3 separate regions of the Mus musculus genome follow, and all the other regions are linked to region 1. Evidence: chromatin loops called from intact Hi-C (ENCODE). Cell type or tissue: left cerebral cortex. All regions are shown on one strand.

Region 1 (8,000 bases):
AGAGAAATGTTTAATTATGCCAGGGATCACCAGCCATGTATCATTTACATGAATGAAATAAATGCTGTTGGTGACTCTTGGTTTTCTGAGGGTACTTCAGCTGGCAGCGATTTAGAGGAATTTAATGAAGTTACTAAATCAAATGGATGGATTTGATACTCTGCATAGAGTTAAAATGGTCATGGTTACAAACAGACCAGATACACTGGATCCTGCTTTGCTGTGACCAGGCAGATTCAGTAGAAATCACAACTACATATCAATTTTTCAAATGAACAAGCACAATTAGATCTGTTGAAAAATCCATGCCCTATTACAAAGCATGGTGAAGCAGATCCTGAAGTAATTGTAAAGCTTGCAGATGGCTCTGTGGATCGCACCACAGAAACACCTGTACAGAAGTTGGTATGTCTGCAATTCATGCTGATCATGACTTCAGTTCAGGAAGACTTCATGAAAGCAGTCAGAAAAGCACTGATTCTAAGAATGTAGAGTCTAAATTGGACTACAAACCTGTGTGATTTACTGTGAGGTTTGATGGCTGCATAACAGACATCGGCTTAATGTAAAACTCAAGCTAAGGAAAAGAATGTATGTATTGGCAGTGATCTCATTAAAAGTCAATAAATATATGTATAAGCAACATTCATATGTTTCTTACATACACAATAGTATATAATTCAATAAAATTGGCCCACAAGAAAGTTGTATGTTTGTTAATGTTGCATTTACTGCAAGAGAATTTACAAACAACACGTTGAAGCTCTTCATATTTTTTGAAAATGCTTTTCATATGCTTTATGAGCATTTTGTACATCATCCAAAATGCTTTGAAATAATAGATAGCATTTCTTATGACTTATTTTATATTTTCTTTTCCTTGTCATAAAAAAATGGGATAAAAGGGCCGGAGAGATGGCTCAGCAGTTAAAAGCACTGACTGCTCTTCCAGAGGTCCTGAGTTCAATTCCTAGCAACCACACGGTGGCTCACAGCCATCTGTAAAGGGATCTGATGCCCTCTTCTGGTGTGTCTGAAGACAGCAACAGTGCACTCATATAAATAAAATAATTTTAACGAAATAAAATCTGCTTTAGCTGTCCTATATAAAACAATAAAAAGCAAACAAATAAAAATATACCACAGGCATAAAAAAGTATACACCAGGAAACAAAAATTATCCTTTATGATATCAACAGTATCACTAGCCGGGGATGGTGGCACAGGTCTTTAATCCCAGCCCTTGGGAAACAGAGGCAAGAGGATTTCTGTGAGTTCAAGACCATCTTGGTCTGTGTAGTAAATTCCAGGACAGACAGGAGTACATAGAAAGACCCTGTCTCAAAACAACAGTAAAAGTATCATTATACACACTACACATTGTCACATTGTTATAATCAAATTATAAGTTTATGCAAATTATACTAATTGTCGCCTTAACTGATTTGTCTTCCTCTGAGAGCACCCACCACCCTTCTCCCCCTTCACATCAGCCTGCAATTTCTGTCCATTGTTCATGCCAGGGCATTTGATCTACCCACTGTCCTGGCTTCGAATATCCCTTGGTCTTGCTTTCTTCTGGAACATCTGCCCTCCTAATATCTTGGCTAGGATTAACTAGTGTCCTATTTTTGACCAATGCTAACCTTTTGATTCCTGCTGTCCCCACTCCAGGCTGCTGAATATTGCTGGAAAAATTCACAGAGCTTGTTTGTGTTGGAGTTCCCACAGGTGCTGGCTCTGCAACTCACCTCTCTCATACTGCTCTTCTTTCCACTTCTCACATAAAAACACTGTGTTCGGGCTGGCAAGATGGCTCAGCGGGTAAGAGCACTGACTGCTCTTCCAAAGGTCCTGAGTTCAAATCCCAGCAACCACATGGTGGCTCACACCCACCCATAATAAGATCTGATGCTCTCTTCTGGTGCTTCTGGTGCATCTGAAGACAGCTACAGTGTGTATAATAATAAATAAATCTTTGGGCCTGAGTGAGTGAGGCCGACTGAAGAGAGCAGGCCTGAGTGAGCGAGGCTGACTGGAGAGAGCAGAAGTCCTAAAAATTCAATTCCCAACAACCACATGAAGGCTCACAACCATCTGCTCTGCTACAGTGTACCCATATACATAAAATAAATAAATAAACTTTAAAAAAAAACACTGTGTTCATTGAAAGTTTAGAATAAGTTCATTGAGCTAAGAGGTTATATAACTAGAAATAGGTAACTATGAAACTAGAAATAGAACAAAACAAAGTTTTTTTTAAAAAAAGCCAGGCATGCCGGGCGTGGTGGCGCACGCCTTTAATCCCAGCACTTGGGAGGCAGAGGCAGGCGGATTTCTGAGTTCGAGGCCAGCCTGGTCTACAAAGTAAGTTCCAGGACAGCCAGGGCTACACAGAGAAACCCTGTCTCAGAAAAACGAAAAAAAAAAAAAAAAAAAAAAAGCCAGGCACATTCCTTTATCCCAGCACTCAAGAGGCAGAGGCAGTCAGATCTCTGAGTTTAAGGCCACCCTGGTCTACAGAATGAGTTCCAAGATGGCCAGGACTACACAGAGAAACCCTGTCTCAAAAAACCAAACCAAACCAAGCCCAAACCAACCAAACAACACCCCACAGAAAAACAATAAAAAAACAAAACAAACAAACCAAAAAGCCAAAAGAAGGCCTATAATAGTAAACCTACAAAATTGATTTTTTTTTTAAAGCTTCAATTTTCTTTTTTTTTTTAATATATTTTTTGAGTGCAGGTGTTTGGTCTGCATATAAGTCTATGTACCACCTGTGACTGTCACTCACAGAGGCCATGAGATCCCCTGGGACTATAGTTACAGATGTTTGTGAGCTGTCATGTGGGTGCTAAGTAGGTTATAAAGAGCCCCAGGTCCTTTGGAAGAGCAGCTGGTGCTCTTAACTGTTCTCTTCTGCCCCACAAAAACAAAATCTCAACTATTACATGTGTGTGTGTGTGTGTGTGTGTGTGTGTGTGTGTGTGTTAATTCCTTTTCCCTATTTATTATTTCCTATAGTGTTTACTATGAATAACAAGATTGTATTTTTTTGATGTACAGATTTTATTTTTTTTTCAACAGGAATTGTATTATAAAATGTCATGTCAAACTTTTAATCAACCCACACATGGTGTTGCTATCTGATTTCTTTATGTTTATCTGCCACAAGCTGGTACTTTATTCCAGGCTTGCATTTTCAAGCTTTCAGAATTTTTAAAATTTTTTAAATTTTTATTATTTATTTATTTATTTGGCTTTTCGAGACAGGGTTTCTCTGTATAGCTCTGGCTGTCCTGGAACTCACTCTGTAGACCAGGCTGGCCTCGAACTCAGAAATCCCCCTGCCTCTGCCTCCCGAGTGCTGGGATTAAAGGCGTGTGCCACCACGCCTGGCACTTTCAGAATTATTTGAACACTTTCTTGTAAATCAGATTATAATGTTGGTGTGTTCACTTGTGTAAGGTCCACCTCCACAGTTTTATGATGGCTATTCCTGGTTTTCAACTCGACTACATCTGGAATGAACTACAATCCAGAAATGGAGGGCACACAGGATCTTGAGGCTGGAAGACACAGGCTGCTGACCCAGATCTTGACATGGAGATCATGAGACAGCCCAGGCAAGGTAGTGCACAACTTTAATCCCAGGACACTGAGGCAAGCAGTTCTCTGAGTTCAAGGCCAGCCTGGGACAAAGCAAGTTCCGGATCCAGGTGTGGAACTTGAGGACATAAAGACATTGGGAGAAAGAAGATTGACTCACTCCTCGTCACCTTCTTGCACTTACTTGACAGCATCTCTGTTGGAACCGATTTCTTCAGATTGTAGCTTAGACAGAAGACCAGATGAAACAACCTACTTCGTGGGACAGAGCAACTACTAGATTCTTGGGTTTCCCATTCACAGCTGCCCATTGTCAGGTTAGTTGGACTGCAGAGTGTAAATCATTGCAATAAATTCATTTAATATATATAGACAGTCTATAGGTCCTCTGACTATAGAGAACCCTGACTGATACATTTTTCAGCTTGAATTCACCACCACCACCACCCTTTGCGGGGGGGGGGGGGGGTTGTTGTTATTGTTGCTGTTTTTCAAAATAGGGTTTCTGTGTAGTCCTGGCTGTCCTGGAACTCACTATATAGACCAGGCAGGCTTTGAACTCAGAAATCTCTGTCTCTGCCTCTCAAGGGCTGAGATTAAAGGCATGGGTCACAACTGTCCAGCTATAGCTTGAAATAATTTTTACATGCAACCAAAAATATGGGGAAAACATATTTACACAAAGCCCTGGTTTCTCTGACCTTTCTTTTGCCATTTGCTGCATTTTTATTCCAAGCGAGCAAGGTTTATAGTGTTTACATTCTTTCTCTGAAGACCTAGCTCAGTGTGTGTTTTTAATGCTATTAGATTCTGCAACATCTCGCCTGCAAATTTATTTCCACCATTTAGTATATAAGGGAATAGTTGGGAGTGAATACCTGGAGCCTAGTAGGGGATTCGGCTCCTACTCCAAGGTCAGAAGGCACATGAATCTCGAAACCTTGTGCCAATGGCGCCATCTCTTGGCCGGCAGAGAGGAGATGCAATGTAGTCCTCCCGTCAGCAGGGTGCAGTGCGAGCCGGAGAGTGCAGCTTTGCTTCCGCGAGTCACACGCAGGCGCAGACGTGGACTCCCGGCAGCCTCCGCTCTCTTACCCCGCGCGGTGCATCCCTTTGCGGACTCCGTGGAGGCTCGGCGCTGCGGCGGACTCCGGCGGTGGGCGGGCTTCCGCGCAGGGCGGCCGGGCTCCGCGCTGCCGCCGCCGTGGCCCATGGGCACAATCGTCTCGGAAGGCCGGGTGAGTGGCGCCGCGGCGGCCCTGGCAGGCGGTCTGATCCGGAACGTAGACTCGGGTGTGCGCGCCTTCACGGATGCGCTGGACGCGAGGCCGCGGCTCTAGGCCGCGCCGTGAGGGGCGCGGGGATGCGGGCGGGGCACCCCGAGCTGCCCGGGGGGTTCCCAGCCCTCCACGTTGGGCTCCTTCAGCCTGCCACGTTCCACCGGGCCACCTAGATCCCCCCTTCACCAGTCCCGATCCTCTTGACAGTGAAGAAAGTACCTTTCTCCTCTTCATGGCCCATGCCCAGACCAAGTTGTTGGGTCGCAAGACCGCAGTAACCCAGACTGCGTCGGGCCTCAGGAATGGAGAAGCCAAAACACAAACCCCAAAACTTGTTTCCTTCCAGAGCACCTGAAGTGAAGGTTGAGGCCGTTGTCTCACCGGGACAGAGAGTGTCTGTTGTAACCCCCGGCATGCTCAGGCCTGCGCTAAGGGGAGTTTTAGCGTTCATGTCCCTCCGCTAGCTTTCGAGCTTCTTCTGCTTGGACCAGTTGTGCTCTGAATGAGTGCTGCAAGCTCAGTAAGGTGCTTCTCCAGGGGTTAGATCTCTAAGAAGCTCGTTGGAAAACCCAGGCCTGGATTGATCCGAAGAACCAGATTACAAGCTGGAAAGACCTGGAAGAGGAGTTTTATTACAAGTGGAAAGGCTGCACCTATGAGGAAGAGGGAAAGCAAGAGCAGAGAAGCGCTGTAGAGTATTCTGCAGTTTAAGGCTGTGACAGAGGATGAAGAGGGACTTAGAAGGGTGATCAGTCAGACCTTCCTTTGAGAAGTCAGGAAGGGGGGACCATTGACATAAGTTCTTGTTATAATTCTGCTTGTTCTGGGAATAGGTGAGGCCTGTCTCTCTGCAACAGGTGGCTCTTTTAAATCATGGGGACACATTTATACTGGGCTGAGCTGTAAACATTTCGAGATAACAAATTTTAGTAAATATGAGTAATGGAGCCCAGGGTGGCAATATGTCTGGAATTCCAGTGCTTGGAAGGTGCAGGCAGGAGATTAAGAGTTCCGAGGACAAGCCACACGTGGAAATCACATGTGTGATTTCCTACAGGCGTCATTTTTCTCCTACCATATGGGTTCTTGTTGACCCCCTGATTTGTTATTATGTACCTCCTCCCCCCCACCACCTGTCCCCCGCATAAATTTTTCACACATCTTTCCAACAGGGAAGAGTTCCCTCTAGTAGGTCATTCTACAAGTCTTTCAGAACAGTAGAGAAATCTGCTGCGCTGTTTGCTTTAGTTACTCTGGTTAGTTTGTTTTTAACAGTCCCTGGCCAATGGTATCTTGGTAATACGGATGGGAAATGTGAACTATCAGAGATGGCATAGCTACACACGGAAGGGTATAAATGATTCGGTAAAACATCATTAAGTCCTGAGTATAAGATATGATTGTGGTGTGGATCAAGCTAACAGAGGTAGACTTTTAGACTTGTGATGGTTACTCTTGGTTAGCTACATCTGGAATCTACTAAAACCCAATGGCTGGCCACACCTGTGAGGGATTTTTATTTATTTATGGACAGGGTTTCACCTGTGAGGGATTTTATTTATTTATGGACAGGGTTTCTTTTTGTAACAGCCCTGGCCCTCCTGGGACTCATCGATGGTTCTGAGCCACCATTACAGGTGGTTGTTGGAAACTGAACTCAGGACCTCTGGAAGAGCAACCAGTACTCCTACCCACTGAGCCATCTCTTTGGCACCTGGAACTTTATAGTTAATAATGCCCCACATAGAGAGCTTCCGTCTTACTCCATTATCAGTTCTATAACTGAAGGATTTGACTCATAAGTCAGTTCACCATAGTCTTTTAGATTGAGAATTAATTCTAGGCTGGACATAGTGGCATATCCCAGCACTCAAGAGGTGTAGGAAAGAGTCACAAGTTCAAAGCCAACCTCGTCTTTGTGATAAGTTCAAGGCCAGCCTGAGCTACATGAGAGCCCTGAGGACTTTTGTTTGTTTGTTTTTTCTTTTTTAGTTTTTTGAGAGGGTTTCTCTGTATAGTTCTGACTGTCCTGGAACTCACTTTGTAGACCAGGCTGGCCTCAGAAATCCGCCTGCCTCTGCCTCCCAAGTGCTGGGTTTAAAGGCGCGTGCCACCACGCCAGGCTGAGGACTGTTTTTAAACTAGTGCCTAAGTATAGTTTTGCAGATTAGAAAGAACCCTGCATTTGTGACAGGAGGGTCCATGGTGCAGCTGTTTTAACACAGAGACATTCATAACTTGCTTCTGCTTTGCATCTTTTAATCTCTGTCCCTGCTTGTCTTTCAGCATTAAACCAAAAAGATGTCCCTATATGATGACCTGGGAGTGGAGACCAGTGACTCAAAAACTGAAGGCTGGTCCAAAAACTTCAAGCTCCTGCAGTCCCAGCTCCAGGTGAAGAAGGCGGCGCTCACTCAGGCCAAGGTAAGAACAGGCCCAGGGCAGGAGAGGGCAAGTCCGCTGAGTTCCTTTAAGCTTGCTCTTTGCCCCCTTGCTGGATACGTAGAAAAGAGTGGGTGGGCGAGGGGTGGAGAGCTGATTGCCTCTCCTGGCTCTTGGAAACAGCAGGACCATTCATGGAGTGGGAATTAAAAAAAGCCATGAGACTGGCTTTAGACTGGAGCATGCCTGAGACTGACTGCAAACTGTTTACAGATGCTGTTTTCATACCCCTAGTCCTAATAGTCTGGGACTTCTGGCCTAGGCTGGGTCCCAGCTAGTTTATTGTAAGAAGTTTGGAATTGAGCTTTGCAGAATAATCAGAGCCACCCCAACATGCATACAAACATATATACATACATGTTAAGTAAATTTTATTTGGTTGGGTTAATAATCGTGTACACTATGAAAGGCTCTGATGTTTGTGAACATACCCAGGATATATAGTTATAGGTGGGAATTGCTGTGTTGTATACCTGTTAGACTTGGCATTGTCTTGGAGACAGTGCAGCTTTTTCTTTTTCTTTGTTTCTGTTTGTTTTCAACATAAGATTTCAGTATGTGGCTTTGAACTGTCTGTGTCGACCAAGGTGGCCCCAGTTTCACAGAGGTCTGCCTGTCTCTGCCTACCAAGTGCTGGGAATATCACCCCACCCAACTATGCGTATA
Region 2 (8,000 bases), 170 kb before region 1:
GGTCTCTCTCGCCAGAAACCTGCAAAAACATTTTGACTGTAATCTATTCAATAGGAACCTATAAAATTATCCAGAAAGTTACTCCTCCTATTGAAGACACCTACACTCAACAGGAAAGATTCTGTCTTCCATGTATTTTGGTGAGTGACAGACAGGTTGCTGACTGGTTCTCCAAGGGAATCTTTGGGGGTGGGAGGTGGGGTGATGGGAGAGTTGGCCAAGTAATTTATGAACCATGTGGATCTTTTCCTAATCATTCAAAAAGTTTCAAAAAGAATTTCTTGATCCCGAAGGGACAGCGGTGGCTGGAGAACCACCAGCTGCTTGCCGTCTAGACTGTATCATATCTCTGGCATTGGCCTAGAGAAAGTAAGAGCTCAGGACCCTGACTCCATGAACTGCCTCGTAGACTAAGAATTAGTTCCCAGATGTCTCTCTTTGGGAGGTGGGTATTAGGGAATATGAGGCAGGGTCTCCCAGCATTGCACTGCCGCCTCAGCTTCCATGCTGCCTGGCTTACTTCTTAACTTTCTTGTTTTATTAGACTCCTGAGACTATTATCCACACAGTCCACTCTAGTTTTGCTCTTCTCTAGGGCTCTACAGCATGGAATCATTACCATCATGAAAAGCTACAAAGGATATTTGCTCAAATACAGACCAAGTTCTTCACCCAGGGTCACAGACATTAGAAGGAACAGACAAGCTTATCGTCTAACGAACCAGGAATGGCAGGCAAGATAGACACACAGGAAAAGTGGACTAACACAATGATGTATCAGCCAAAGGTTCTGCCACTTCAGAAACTTATAGTTCGCCAAGAGAGCACAGATGCTCTGATGCCTTGTCTTCTGCTTTCCCAAATCCTCCATTCCCCTGCAGGGAACTTGAACTACAAAGTGTAGACAGTGCTTGCACAAAGCCACTACAGACTCCAGAGCTTGCAGGGGGTACCTGCAGTGTGTAAAGGGGTTCTTCTAATGTTGCTCTCTGTTTTCCAAGCATCAGGGCAGACAGTGAGCAAGTACCGGAGGATCACAGGGTGGCCTTCTCTACTGGCAATGTGGAAACTGTTCCAGCCATCCTTGTTCTTCAGGAGTGGATTGGCACCGTGTTCTACAAGGTCCTGGATCACATCAAGGTTCTTCCTTGTGCACGCCATCATCAGAGGAGTCCTAAGGTCAACCAAGATGGAAGGGAGCTGAGGCACTTGGAAGAAGCCAAACCTTCACATTACCTATGTCTTTGGTACAGATGGAAAACCTAGAGGAGTCTGGTGGGGGGCGTGGCAGGAAAACACCTTAGACTGTCAGCCTCTGACTTCTTTGAGGACCGTGGAGAAATAACAAGGGGAAACTGATATATTTTCCAGCCCCTATGTTTTGACAGAGCTTGAAATAACTTGAAGGCGGGCATTTCATTAAGTTATGAGCCTAAAGAAGTTCACAGGGTCTTAGGAATTAGACATGAAACTAAAAAAGATGCCAATCTAGGAAGAAATGAAATTGTTTTCAGTGGTGGGAGAGTATCACCAACATCCCTGCTGGTGGCTCTGTAAGGCTAGAGGTGACAAAACTGCCTAAGAACTCAATATTCGGTGCATGGCGAACTGAATTTCATCAACTCTACTTATCCACTGTGGCCATGCAAATTAAACTATGTAATCGTGAACAGGAATTTTAGCAAGATGTCTCCAGAAAAACGCATCTTGGGCACACGAGTAGTACAATTCAACCGTTTCACTCCACTTGATTACATTTCCATACTCTTTCGACGGGAAACGATTGCCCTAACTAAAGAACCAAACCCACACGAAAGGGAGGTCGGGGAGAAGATTAGAAGCTGAGAAAAGTTATAAATCTAACGAACACACTGAAAAATACATGAAAATCTGCGATTCTTCAGGGAGTGTCGATATAGCTTTTCTGGACCGTGGGTTGGGCACCTACCAGTCCGCCTTCTTCAAGGAGTCCACGACTGCACCTCGGCCCAGGAGGTAGCGCACGCAGTCCCGGTGGCCCATAGAGGCAGCTTCGTGCAGAGGCCGCTTGTAGTCTCGGTTGGTAGCCTCGATGTCCATACTCCAAGCCTCCACTAGGTACGCTAGGATATCCTGGCGTCCGTGGCGTGCTGCACAGTGGAGAAGGGTGTCTCCGGCTGGCCCCCGGCAACCTCTAGCTACCGCCAGTTCCTCCTGAAGGTCACGCAGTCGGCCCTCTTGCACCAGCCTGCAGAGGCGCCGCGGATCCCCAGGCAGAGCCATCGCCCTGGACCAGGATGGACAAAAGTAGGAGGAAGACCCAGGTTCAGTCTTAGAGCAGATCTGTGCTATGATAGGTTGGGAGGTGAGAGAAGGCTGGCGCTTCCGCTTCCGCTTCCTCCACGTGACCCTTTTCCCCGACTCTCGGCACCGCCCCCTGCCCGCCCCCAGCCAGATTCTCTCCGCTAGCGTCTTTAATGCTTCTTGCCCTGGTTTGGAAGTCACAGTCTCCAAATGTAGAATGGTGTCCCCTCAGGCGACAACATGCACACTCGTAGGTCATTCTGGTTACCGCGCATCACACACGCGTACTCGTCAGGGTGGGGCCTCGGGCTCCCAGGGCTTGGGGTAAGGCTGTGTGCACCTGACATCCTGGAGCTGTCCCTTGCACCCGAGTGAACTGGGAACGGAAGACCTATCAGAATGGAGGGTGCCAGTGTACCGCGAAGTCCTGCACGCGGGACTTCTGGCCTCGCATCCCAGATGTGGTCTGCTCTCCACCGGACAGCTTCTGGGAATGTTTGCTGGGCTGCTCCGGTGGTAGCTGCACAGGCAGTCGAGAGCACGCTGCCCACCACCCTGGAACCTAGCTGGCCCACCCCTGGCCTGAGGATGTCTGCCGGACTGACAGCCGCATCCTTCGGCTGACCAGGCTCACAACAGCAAGGGTTTCTGGGGCCTCTCAGAGCTGGAACGGTGTCCTTGTGCTCCGCCCGATCCTCACCCAATCCGCAGCCGACCCCAGCCCCCTCCCCGCCCGCTGCTGTCTCCTGGGCCCCCGCGGGGACCCAGGGAGCTCTAAGGAACTCTGGGAAAGTTTCCTTCGCCTCCTCCGCGGTGGCGAAAGCACAGACGGGGCGTGGCTCTCAAGACACTGAGCCACGCCCCCTCCCGCTTCGCGTACGGATTGGTTCCAGAGTCTGTCCGTCCGCGTGACCCTTCCAGTTCGGAGTGCTTCGATTGGTTCACGGGCCTGTCCGTCGTCTCCGGTGGGAGGGTGCGTCTTGGCAGCGAAGAGGCGGAGCTCGCGGAGGAAGTCTGCAGTCGTCTGTGCTCGCTGTCTGGGCCGAAGGAGGGGCTTGCTGGTCGGGGAAAGGCTGAATGTCCGGCGGCATCGCCTGGGTGGTGTCGCCGCCGGGGTCCTGGGCCGGGCCGCCATAGTGCGTGAGACCGTGGACTTGGCGTGGGGTGCGAGCCGGGAAAACTTCCTATTGTGGGGTCTCCCGCGCAGGGGTCTTGGCCTCGGGGGTGGGGCCCTAGCTGAGGGTGGGCGTAGGAGCTGGCCGCGCCCGCGGTGGTCAGGAGTGGGCCTGCAGAAGGAGGTCGGATGCTCTCTGCAGACCCGCATCCCTTGGCCGCTCCCTGAGGCTCCGGAAGGGGCAGCACCTGAGAAGACAGATCCTCTGCCGCTGGCAAGCCTGGCTTGTCTCCACTGTAATGTTTTTGACCTTGGGCGAGTCATTGTATGCAGCTCCTGACGTTGGTGTTCGCCTTGGTAGTCTCCCACCCCCTCACCTGAACAGGTGATGGTGGTTAAGGGGACGCGAGAAGGCCTGGGGGGCTTTTGGAGGGTTCTTTGAGACCCGAGCCCGCTTTGTTGGCTTCCTTTCGAGGAACTAGACATTTAACCTAATGGTGTTTCCGTTTGGGAAGTAAAATGGAAGTCGCTCCTGCCAGGTTTAAAACAATTTCTTTGCATTTGGCAGTACATTCTGGTTCACTAAGCGCCTGACATTGTCTATTCCATAAACAGCCCATAGGTAGCATTCAGGTTTTAGAGACGAGGAAGGACGTCAAGGCCAAATGAAGTTAGTGATTTTTGCCACGTATTGGAAAGTTGAGGCATCTGATAGTTTCAAACTTTTTGCTACTTTGCATGGTTTTAAATCTCAACGTTTGGGAGACTGAAGCAAGAGGACCTTGAGTTCGAGGTTCGAGGCTAGTCTGGGCTGCCTACTCCTTCCTTACAAATGATTTCACGTGGTCTTGCCTTATCTCTCTTAAGTTTCTGGTCCTTTAAACAAAACCGAGAATCCTGGTTTATAAAAAGATGAAATTGGTTATTTAATTGGTATTCTAAATTAGATTCTGCCTCTCCTCTGCTCTATGAATTTCCTTTGCTCTGTGTTTTCCTTTGGGAAACTAGATATTTTTGGTGAATCTGCCTCCATAGCCCTGGTGATTTTTCTGGAGAGCGGTGGGTATTTATGCTTTAAGTTTATGAGTAGGGCTAGTACTTCTCTCTCTGTCTGGTTGAGCTGCCCATTTCTTCAGTGAAGGTCTTTGGAGGCCTTCAATTCCCTTGTAACTAACTGTCAATGGAATTGGGATATTCGATCTGACTTTTGCTGTGTTTCATGGATCTTTGGTACTTAGATGTCGTTGAGGGATCAAGGGATCAGTCCTTTAACATGTTTCCTGGTTTATGAATACATAAAAGTATTTGAATTCTAATTTCAAATGTGTTACTGTCGCATACACACACACACACACACACACACACGCCCATCTTATATTTCTCTGTTCCCCCAGGCTGACTTTAGTTTAGAAAAATTTAGATTTTTTCTTTGCTGTTCTGGTTTTGACAAAACTTGTAGAAATTATCACCAAAGCCAGCTCTTACATTGTCAATAGTTATTCGCATGCTCTTTGAAGACTTTTGATGTTTCATAGAACTCGAGGGAGCTTTAACTGGGTGTTCTACAGAACCTCTTAAAATAATCTGGACATGATGGCACACAGTTGATCAGCCTAGCATTTAGTTGGCCTAAGACCCTACTTCAGCAAAACAAAGCAGACCAACCACCAATCAAAACAACAACCAAACCACAAGAAGAAACCCTGAAAATTATTTTTAAAATGGAAACTTTAGGCCTTTCAGTGTATGAAAAATTATTAGAGCAGCCATTTCTTCCTTTGCTTTTTAACATAGCTAAAATCAGCTCCCTTAATGTTACACAAGCAGAGTCAGTTGTCCTCCATTTTCCTCTTGGTCTTCACACCTTGTTGATACTCACCTGTCCTTGCTACCCAACTTCTGTTCTCCGGCCTTCTCCAACTCTTGCCCAGCTGGTACCATGACTTTCTGACTTATTTTGCTGACAATCTCCATGCCTAGCTACCCTTGGCTGTGTAATGGCCTTGCTTTTAAAAACAGCACGTTACTCTGAATTGCCTATGCAATGAGTAAAGGACAGTGTCTTTAGCAGTATGTAAGAGGACCGTTGTAGTCTCTGGATCCAAATTCATTTTCCAGCCTGTCAGTTAGCGTTTTGTTCTGAAGAAAGGAAACGTTTCTGTCACACATTGTGCCATTCCTTTGTTTTTCATTCATATTGTTTTCTTGTGCCTAACTGAATCCCATTCATCACTTAAGGCCCATCCCTTTATGGAGATTCTTGTAACAGTCCTAATTATATTTACTACCGTAGGCCCTTATGTGTATATTTATGTAGTGCTTGGATTGCTGTGTGTTTAGCAATTTGTGTTTGTTTTGGTAGCTGCCTTATGGTCAGGCTTACTTATTTTTGTATGCTCTCCAATGTCTAAAATAGCATTAGCAACAGGGATACCATAAGGAAAGCCCTCATGGAGTTCATAGTAAATCTGGGAAATGGAGAAAAATGAAGAGGTTGAGGAATGAGTGAATAAATAATAGAAAATGGTTATCAGATATATGAAGATATATTGTGGACAGTAAGTAGTGATTTCTCGTTTGTTTGTTTGTTTGTTTTCTGTCATTCTGTCTGAGGAACACAGAATGAGCCGTTCAGCCCATCTTTTCTTGCAGTAATAAATGGGGGCTGTACTTACAGAAGTAGTCGGTGTTTTAGGGCATGAGGTGACCGCAAGAGACTGGGGCTGCTGGGCAGGGAAGGTGGCTCAATTGGTCAAGTGCTTGCCAGTCAAGCATGAGGATCCTTAGTTAGCACCACATAAAACACCCGCATGAGAATGCGAGCCTTGTAATGTCAGCACTGGGAGGCAAGGCGGCTACCTGAGCTTGCCAGCGCAAGCCAGCGAGTGCAGCTGAATCGGGTAAGCCCTGGGGCCCAGTTAGAGAAACAGGACAGATTCTGAGAAATGACACCTGAGCTTGACCTGGCCTCCTGATGCATGTATCCTTTCCTATCACACTCCCCGTAGCAAAGTTTGGGCTACCTGATGCAGACCTGTGGACTTAGAGAAGCAGGGAGTGGCTGGTAGGTCTTTCCATGAAGACCGAGTGACAGAAAGAGGAATGAGAACCAGTGTGCACTCTTTGTGTTTGGTGTTTGTCTGTCTGTTTTCCTTTGAGTTAAATGGGACAAAATATTTAAAAGTTTTTTTCCCATTTTGAGTCTATACTGTAGACTGTATAGTGACATTTCTCTTATAGTTCATTTTTTTCTGAATATTTGCTACTAACTGTCTTTGTGAGATATAACTGCTCTTTAAAACTGGTATAAGAATTCAACTTGAGGATGTTTGTTTTGTTTTTAATAAAGTTTTGCATCCAGGCTGATCCACAATCCCTGAGTGCTGGGATTAGTTATATATCTTTATGTTCCACTAATGTGAGATTTTTCCAACCTCCTGTAAAGCTTTCTGGGCCTAAAGTCGAAAACACACCAGACTAAGTAGTCAGAAAAGCCAAGTTCTTCTGGTGATGTTATTAGTTTAAAAAAAAGAAAGAAATTCATGTGTGCATGTGTACAGCAGAGTATGCAAGTACTTGCAGAGGCCAGAAAATCATTGATCCCCCTGGAGCTGGAGTTACAAGCTATTGTGAGCTGCCCACACGTGGATGCTGGGAACTGAATCCTGGTCGTCTCCTAGAGCAGCAAGGGCTCTTACCACTGATCTATCTTTCCAGCCCCTGGTGCTGTTGCTTAGGAGCTAAGTTGTGGCTTGAAGCAGGTCTTTTCTAAGCCCTACTTTAATTGAATAATCATGGGGTTATTTTGCAGATGAAATGAGAACTTAGGAAAGGCACTGCTCTGTAAAGCAGGCTGTGGGCTGTAAGAAGCTTAAGGAACTGTGAGATAGTTGAAGCCACCACAGCCCAACTTTAAAAGGCAGCCCCATAGCTGTGCAGCTTTTCATCTAATTAGCAGTTATTTATGAAGTTATAAACAGAGAATACTGGGTAGAAATATGTTCTTCATTTCTCTTTCCTATATACCTTACAGAAAACATTTAGCCTCAGAGCCAAAACAAATCATCATTATATAAATAATCACTATTAATACAACACAACAAATATATATTAAGACAATAATCTATAAGGTATACTTTAATAGACATTTATGAAAGCATTGTAAGTGTCTCAGAAATGTGCAGAGTGGTTGTATCACAGCTAAGTACTTCCTGGCTTGAGTGGCAACTTAGAATGATAGAGTTGAGGGATAACACTTGGCTATATTTATTTGGACTCTCAGTTTTACTGGCTGTCATTGGACGGTTCAAATGCCAGAGTCATAGTAATAATGGTCTCTATCATACAGTACCTCACCCGTCTGCTTGTGCATCTTCAAAGCTTTGGAGGTGAGGAGGGTGGCACATTATCTAATTAGCAAAGTTAAATTTGGCTTCAGAGCATTATTCTCTCCAGTGAGGAACCTTGTAGGAGGGAGCTGGCTTGTTTGTTTGTTTGTTTTCTAATTTTAAGAGCAGTTATTTAATCAACTTCTCTAGGAGTTCTAAGAAATTAGTCTTCATCTTGTCTATGTAGGTCTATAAACTGTAAGTTTTAGAGGATT
Region 3 (8,000 bases), 110 kb before region 1:
TAAAGGAAAACACCACACAATCTTAGTTTAGAATCTACAGGTAACACAATTGCTGGGTGCGGAAACTAGCATCCTGTGATGGTTTGTATATTCTTGGACCAGGGAGTGGCACCATTTGGAGGTGTGGCCTTGTTGGAATAGGTGTGACCTGGTTGGAGTAGGTGTGTCACTGTGGGTGTGGGCTTGAGATCCTCATCCTAGTTGCCTGAAAGTCAGTCTTTCACTAGCAGCCTTTGGATGAAGACATAGAACTCTCAGCTCCTCCTGCACCATGCCTGCCTGAATGCTGCCATGCTCCCACCTTGATGGTAATGGACTGAACCTCTGAACCTGCAAGCCAGCATCAATTAAATGTTGTTTTTATAAGACTTGCCTTGGCCATGGTGTCTGTTCACAGCAGTAAAACTCTAACTAAGACACATCCTAATTTTATTAGCTATTTAAGTTATAAATCCTCCAGTGGCGCATCCCAGAGGATCCCTACCTAAATCGTGGGCCTCTCGCTACCCACATTGTGTCTCCATGCTCTTTCTGGTCCAAAAGGAAGTATCTTTCTCCTGACTTCCCTATTCCTCTCACTGACTGGAAATTCCCACCTACTTGCCCAGTGATTGGTCCCTTGAAATCTTTATTCATTAGGGGAAGGTTCTGCCTCATTTAACTTTAAAAAATACATTTATTTATTTCTTTATTTGTGTGTGTGTGTGTGTGTGTGTGTGTGTGTGTGTGTGTGTGTGTGTGTGGCTTGCCAGTCCCATGTGTTTAGCTCTGTGTTTCCAAATCTTTAAATCCTCATTTGGGGTACTTAGCCGTATGTTACATTGCTTGGGAAATACTTGGGGATGGATTAATGGTGTGGGGTGGGAAGGAACTGTCATAAAAACCAATTCAAATGACCTTAAGGACACTTGGCAGTAGACCAGAATGGAGAATTCAGTGAAACATACTAGGCCTGACCTTTTAGAAAATGTTCCCTCTGTCTGAGAAAGCCTGGACCTTTGGACCTGTGAGTGAGCTATTACATTATTTGTGGCTGGACATTTTCCAGCTATCGATCAGTATCTCCAGAGACTTGTGAGCTCTTCAGGGAAAAGGCTAGAGGAAGACATCTAAAAGAACTACCCTTTCTCTTGTTTGTCCCAAGCCTGCTTCTTAACGTTATTGTTATTGTCTTTTCTTGGGCCAGCAGGGATCTTATGAGATCACAGTTTATTTTGCTTCCCTCAGAGAACTGGCAGGCCCTGCCAATGGGTCATTTTGAAACCTTGGAGGTAAAGGAGCCTAAGAGTCCCTTCCTCACACAGGGCATTTCCCGCCTTGCAATTGCAGAGGCAACACATTCTGCACAGAACATCCTTTTCCTGATGGCTGACACTGCTGTAAATTCTACTTGGTCTTTCCACACATCTGGAGCACTCCTGCTCCAGGAACATGGTGTGCGGGGTGTAGAAGATGAAGCAGATGGACACAGCTGGGAGTGATAAGACGTGGTTTAACTGCAATGCCTGAAAAAAGTGCCATTGTGTAAAAGTTCAAGGATGAGCAAGAATTAGCCAGACATTCAAGGGAAAAGCAGAGCAAGCAGTCTAGTCTGGTCAACAGGAGTCGATACATTTCCAGAATGGTCCTGTGAGAGGACTCAATCACTGTGGCTCTGCAGAGCACGCTCATTGCTGGCAAGGAGAGGAGCTCCTCTCGTTGTCAGAACCTTGTGAACCCTGCCTGATAGGATGGGAATATATATATATTTAAAGTTAGAGCTGAAAAGATAGCTCAGTGCTTCAGAGCAAATCCTGTTTTTCCAGAGCACCCGACTACCTGTAACTCCAGCTTCAGAAGACCTAATACCGTCTTCTGTCTGCCTCGAGTATGCGCATAGCACACGGCAGACACTCACACAGACATCTATCGACACACAAATAAAATATGAGACACATAAATCTTAAAAAGAAATGAGCGAATGATGGAAGCCAAAGAGCTAAGAGAAAGAGAAGGGAATGGGACCTAGAGTCTGCCCATGACCACAGTCTGCTGTAGCTCCTTCATCTTCTCCCCTGCCCTCAGCATGGCCTCTCTGCAATCCTTCTTCCCGTTGCCATCCCAGACTTCATCCAAGCATCCATCTCTCCAGTCTCCTCCTGTACTTGGTTTTAATCACACATTCTTCCCCCCCCCCCCCCCCCCAATGAGTAGAGTGCTTGGCCAGCACACATAAAGCCCTAGGTTTGATCCCAATGCTGTATTAAAGCCAGGTATGTATGTTTTGTTTTTGAGACAGGGTTTCTCTGTGTAGTTTTGTCTATCCTGGAACTCACTATGTACACCAGGCTGGCCTCTAACTCACAGAGGTCTGCCTACCTCTCCTGGGAGATTAAAGGTGTTCACCACTACTGCCTGGCCTTAACGCCAGGTATGGTGATGCATGCCCGAGACCCCAGCACTCAGGAGGTAGAAACAAGAGGACCAGAAATCCAAGGGTATCTTGAGCTACATAGCCAATTGGAGGCTAGCCTGGGCTACATGAGACCATCTTAATTTCCTGCCCCTACCAAGAACTCACTACTGTAGTTTCCTAAGAAGGTGCTATATTAATTTTGCAGCATATCTAAGTCTAAATCAACATTTCCAACCCTTCCGTTTTGTTAAAGGTTTTTTCAACATTTATTGTTTATTTATTTGTGTGTGTGTGTAAATCTTTGTTAATTGCTTTCAAAGTTGACTCTTTGATTCTGTGCCTTTTATTGAATTGTAGACCCAGAACATCAAGTCCATGCTGAATCCCACAGCAACAATGTCATAATTATAGGTCAGCTCAGGAAAAACTGATACTTAGTAACCGTGAGTCTTCTCAAAACCGGAACCTAGGATCTGCCTTGATTTAAGTCTTTCATGTCTTTCTATAAAGTGTTTTATAGCATTGAAATGTTGTATTGTAGTGTGTGTGTGTGTGTGTGTGTGTGTGTGTGTGTGTGTATGTGTGTGTGTGTATGTGTGTGTGTGTGTGTATGTGTGTGTGTGTGTGTGTGTGTGTGTGTGTGTGTGTGTGTGTGTGTGTGTGTGTAAGTCAGAGGACAACTTGCAGGACTTGGTTCTCTCCACCCCAGGGGTTTATAGGTCTTCTGTCTTAGCAACAAGCATCTTTACCAGCTGAGCTGTCTCACCTTGAGCTTCCAGCATGCAAGTCTTTTTTATTTTTTTAATTAGGTATTTTCTTCATTTACATTTCAAATGCTATCCCAAAAGTCCCCCACACGCTCCCCACACCACTCCCCTATCCACCCACTCCCACTTCATGGCCCTGGTGTTCCCCTGTACTGAGGCATATAAAGTTTGCAAGACAAAGGGGCCTCTCTTCCCAATGATGGCCAACTAGGCCATCTTCTACTACATATGCAGCTAGAGACACGAGCTCCGGGGTACTGGCTAATTCAAATTGTTGTTCCACCTATAGGGTTGTAGACCGCTTTAGCTCCTTGGGTACTTTCTCTAGCTCCTCCATTGGGGGCCCTGTGTTCCATCCAATAGCTGACTGTGATCATCCACTTCTGTGTTTGCCAGCACCGGCATAACCTCACAAGAGACAGCTATATCAAGGTCCTTTCAGCAAAATCTAGCTGGCGTATGCAATGGTGTCTGCATTTGGAGGCTGATTATGGGATGGATCCCTGGGTGCAGCAGTCTCTAGATGGTCCATCCTTTCATCACAGCTCCAAACTTTGTCTCTGTAACTCCTTCTATGGGTGTTTTGTTCCCAATTCTAAGAAGGGGCAAAGTGACCACACTTTGGTCTTCGTTCATCTTGAGTTTCATGTGTTTTGCAACTTGTATCTTGGGTATTCTAAGTTTCTGGCTACAGTAATAAATAGAAATGACTCTGCAGCCACCAGGGGTCGCATTTGTGGAGATCATAGGCATGAGCCACCATACCCAGCTTCATTATCGTATTATTTTAGAGGTTGCTTTACCACTGAGTGATATCATATTACCTCACACCTACAGCATAAGAGCCTTAAACAGGGCTAGAGAGATGGCTCAGCCAGTAGGAGCTCTTGCCACCCAAGTGTGAAGGTCTGAGTTCATATCCCCAGCACTCACGCAAGAATATTAGGTATGGTTGTGTGCATCTGTAACCCCAGAACTGGAGGTGGGGAGGCAAGGAGTTATTGAACAGGACAGCAAACGTTCTCCATTGGGCAGCACATAGGCACACACACGCACACACACATGCACACGCACACACACACACCCTTAATGACTGTTCTCTATACATCCTTTCCCAGCCTTTGTGCTGTTATTGCTATCAGCCATTTTTCCTTTTAAATTCACAGTAGCACACCAATGTATCACTATTATTTTTGTTTTGAAGAGCAAAATTATCTTTTGCCACCAATCAATTTAAAGTGTTTATGTTATTCTGATCATTCTCTGAGTGTTTTGTACTAAGAGGGCTTTGCAGTAGCTACTTTGTGTCTCGTCTAAGAAAGGAAGCCTATATCAGGTCTGTCAATAGTGAATGGTCCTCAGAGATAAACATAGGAATAGTTGATATTTGAATGCACGAGGTTATAAAAATACCGCAGCCAATCCAAACTGCCAAGTGGTGGTGAGTTATTTAATTTACAAAGCTAGATGGTTTCACAATTACATTAGAAGCAATATATTTCATTGCAATGATAACTTTTAATTTCCTTCAGTCTTAGTTACATCTTTTAATACTACAATCTAAGGAGATATATATCTCCTTAGATATCCGATGTAAGTCTACAGCTATACCATACTAAACTTGATAGGGCTTGTCTGGTCTTGGAAGCTAAGCAAGGTTGAGTCTGGTTGATACTTGGATGGGAACTATCTAATGTAAGCAAGTCTCATCTTGTCTGGAAGAATACAAGCACCATGAAGACTGTAAGTGTATTGCATAGTTCCCTAGTGCTCCTTCCCCAGTGCTAAGCCCCATACACATACAGGGCAGGTATTTATACGTTGCGAGCTTATGAATACATATATCAGATGAAGTTATAGAAACTGGGACTTAGAGTTATGCCACTTTCAAAGTTCTCACATCGCCAGTCCTAATGATCATTAGCATGGAGCATGGGGCGACACCTCTTTCTGTTTCTCAGAACCTGTGGATCAGGCTTCTTTATCAAGTCAGTTGAGAGTCTAAGATGGGCAGGAATCCCTGGCCTACTCTTATATCTGGAGTTCAAGAGTGGTCAGGTTAACACACCCCTCCCATTCTTTATATGAGGTCAGTGTGCATTTCAGCATTTTCTTTCCCTGAGCCTCCCATTTGAAAGCAGATAGGTACTAAGACACGGAGAAGAGAAAATGTGTCCCTTGCCTTCTAGAGGCTCACTCTGACTCCACCATGCCCAAACAGTCAGGGTATCTAGGCTTCCAGTAACCTATTTTTTCTTCCTGGCTGAAGCGCCAGCCAACCTATCACACTTCCTCATGGTGCAATAAGTACAGGCTGTACTCACTCAGCTCACTGCCCCGAGAACTCATCCATTCCTCTTTCCTCCAGTTCCTTAAGTTGAGGGCCTAGTCGGCTTCGAGGGTCAGAAGGCTGGGTGGTCACAAGTTGGAGACTCAGCAGGACTTCTTGGTTCCAGTTTCCCAGAGACACCAGCTCTGCTTCAGGATTCCTTTGTCACCCACTGAACTATTGCAGAAGCTGCAATCTCACTTGCAGCTGTCAGGCTGTCCTGACTGGTTTGTTCCCTACATGCCTGGAGCACATGTCCACCATGCAGCCTAGCAATGTACTTCCTCCACAGACCCTAGAGTCCCCTACTGTATTGCCCAAAAGAGTATTAAGGCTCCCTAGGAGAAAGCCTTCCATTCACATTTACTACCATAGGTGATGAATGACACCAAGGTCATGGAGGGATTCTATAAGAAAGAGAGTCACCAGGGCCAGGCACACACTTGGGAGGCAGATATCTGTCATGGACAGCCTGGTCTACATAGAGTTCCAAGCCAGCCAGTGCTACACAGTAAGACCCTATCTCAAGGAAAGAAGGAGAGGGAGGAGGAAGAGGAGGAGGAGGAGGAGGGAGAGGAGGATAAAGAATACAGATTCCCAACATGTTGCCTCTTAAATACTACCATACTGAAACAACTTAAATACCCAACAATCAGGAGGCAACTAATGCTGATTCACAGATCTAAAAATAAGTCATAGTTTAGCTGGGTATGGATGCACACACATCCCATAATCCCAGCACTGGGGGAAGGGAGTAGGGAATCATTTTTCACCTGCCATATTGTTTGAGCCTCTCTCTCTCTTTCTCCCTCCCTCCCCACCCCCCTCATACACACACCCCTGGAATTCTCCCCTCTTTGCCCTGCCTCTCTCTCACCCCAACATATTGTGCTGTCCATCCACTCCCATGGATTCAGGTCCTCAGATCTGGATGACAAGAATTTTCACCCTCTAAGCCATCTCCTCAGTAGCCACCCATCTCTTTGTTTGTTTGTTTGTTTATGCTTTTAGGTCTTAGTACATAGCCCAGACTATCTTTTAACTAGAAATCCTCCTGCCTCAGCCTTCAGAGTGCTGGGATTATAAAAATACTCCATTACACTGGGTGCTAGTTCACTGTTGATGCAATTACAACATGAACAAAGAATAATGATTGAGCTAAATAAGCCACACAAGAAAGAGTAGCGTGCTTTATAACTCCACTTATAGAAAATACTAGAAAGTGCAACAAATCCAAAGGAAAAAAAGTTAAATTGTTGCTGAGTTGAGCAGGAGATAAGAATTTTGGAGGACACAGGGAACTTCTTAGTTATGGGTGTAACCCTGCTTTGGTTTGGTGATAGTTTCAAGAGTGTAACTTTCATCCTGAAACACAAAGAAACATACAACTTAAATATTTGCAGTTTTCCTGGAGTCAGTTATGACCCAATAAGGCTGTTCTTAAAACCAAGATTCAGGTGCCAGTTGATGGCACCAGTGGAGCCCGAACTTTAGGCAAGGAGGTGCTTCCTCTAAGCTGAGCTGGACTGAAACCACATTCACTTTCAGACTATTTGGAATATCTGCAGGCTATTTCTGAAATCTCAGGACCATTCTTTGCTATCCAGTTAAGAGGAATTTACCAACACACTCCAGCTTTACAGATGGAGGGTGGGGACCCAAGAATAAATGAAGCCCCGTAACACCCCTACAGAGCCAACCCCAGGCTCAAGTCTGTGTGGGATAACTATGACCAAGTTCCAAGGAGACTGAGTCAGACGCCCATCACTGGGAAATCTTGCTTTAAAACACACTCAGGGCTAAGGAATTGCTAACTTGCAGGAAAGTCCATGGATGACGTCATTGTCCTCGGTCCCCAAATCCTGTGCACATTTGCAAGCATGTGCTTTCACACACATTTCTGTGCAGGGAGTACGTAGATTTTTTTAACAGACTCTGAAGAATTTCATGTTTATAAAAAGATGCGACATCCTGGGTCCGGACGTTGCTAGACCCAACTGTTCTCGCTCTTTCCTTCTAGACCTATTGGAACAAAACTAGGAGTCTCAATTCATTCTTCCCGAGATTAGATCTAGACGACACATTCTGGAACATGTGACACCCCTTCTTCCATGGGAAAACAGTCTCTCCTCCTCTCCAATCGTCCGGGCCCCAAGTTGCCAGTGCGCTTGAGAACCTGGACCTGTTTTGTAGCGTTCAGATGCGCAACCTGCCTGCTCCACACGTGGTTTTTGTTTGTTTGTTTGTTTGTTTTGTTTTGTTTTTCCTCCCGCGGAGCGCAGTACTTTGCCCAGTGCCTTCCATCTAATTTACTTTGACCTGAAAGTCATGAAGGGTGGTTTTTCCTCAAGCCCCTCCTGGAACCCCACAGGCGCGACACCCCACAGCTGCGCCAGGTGGGCTGGCAGAGGCACACTCACACATTTCTCTAAGTTCTTTAAGTCTTATCGAACTTGTCAGACCTGCTCTCCCTAAGTCGCCGAAACGCCGGTGGGATCGCTCAACTCCC

The links. Hi-C counts contacts between places; a loop is a spot of excess contacts. Peaks named below come from ENCODE experiments on the same cell type or tissue, not always from the same donor. Only the 100,000 strongest peaks of a DNase experiment are listed, where the experiment ranks them.
Region 2: a loop joins it to region 1, with 5 times the contacts of the local background. A loop is called at or near these places in 12 of 42 quality-filtered maps.
Region 3: a loop joins it to region 1, with 2.7 times the contacts of the local background. A loop is called at or near these places in 10 of 42 quality-filtered maps.

Annotation. Positions count from the first base shown.
Region 1 is chr2:11,599,935-11,607,934 of GRCm38, reverse strand. Rbm17 (RNA binding motif protein 17) reads left to right here and starts at 4,736. Exons shown (of 12, transcript NM_152824.1): 1 at 4,736-4,850; 2 at 7,179-7,316. The coding sequence starts at 7,194. It also overlaps the pseudogene Gm13260. In left cerebral cortex, CTCF peaks have their summits at 1,030 (motif pointing left) and 4,605 (motif pointing left); a DNase peak (open chromatin) is centred at 4,642; H3K4me3 peaks cover 1,339 bases; H3K27ac peaks cover 582 bases.
Region 2 is chr2:11,772,851-11,780,850 of GRCm38, reverse strand. Fbh1 (F-box DNA helicase 1) reads left to right here and starts at 3,266. Exons shown (of 21, transcript NM_015792.2): 1 at 3,266-3,419. The coding sequence starts at 3,419. It overlaps Ankrd16 (ankyrin repeat domain 16), which reads right to left and starts at 3,098. Exons shown (of 7, transcript NM_177268.4): 1 at 1,949-3,098; 2 at 954-1,174. The coding sequence starts at 2,262. In left cerebral cortex, CTCF peaks have their summits at 2,166 and 3,604; DNase peaks (open chromatin) are centred at 2,369, 3,193, 7,093 and 7,230; H3K4me3 peaks cover 3,257 bases; H3K27ac peaks cover 3,508 bases.
Region 3 is chr2:11,706,209-11,714,208 of GRCm38, reverse strand. The region is part of intron 1 of Il15ra (interleukin 15 receptor, alpha chain); the gene reads right to left. Among named protein-coding and RNA genes, the nearest start is that of Il15ra, 4.5 kb to the right of the region's middle. In left cerebral cortex, a CTCF peak has its summit at 3,897 (motif pointing right); DNase peaks (open chromatin) are centred at 3,884, 5,482 and 7,281; H3K4me3 peaks cover 846 bases; H3K27ac peaks cover 240 bases.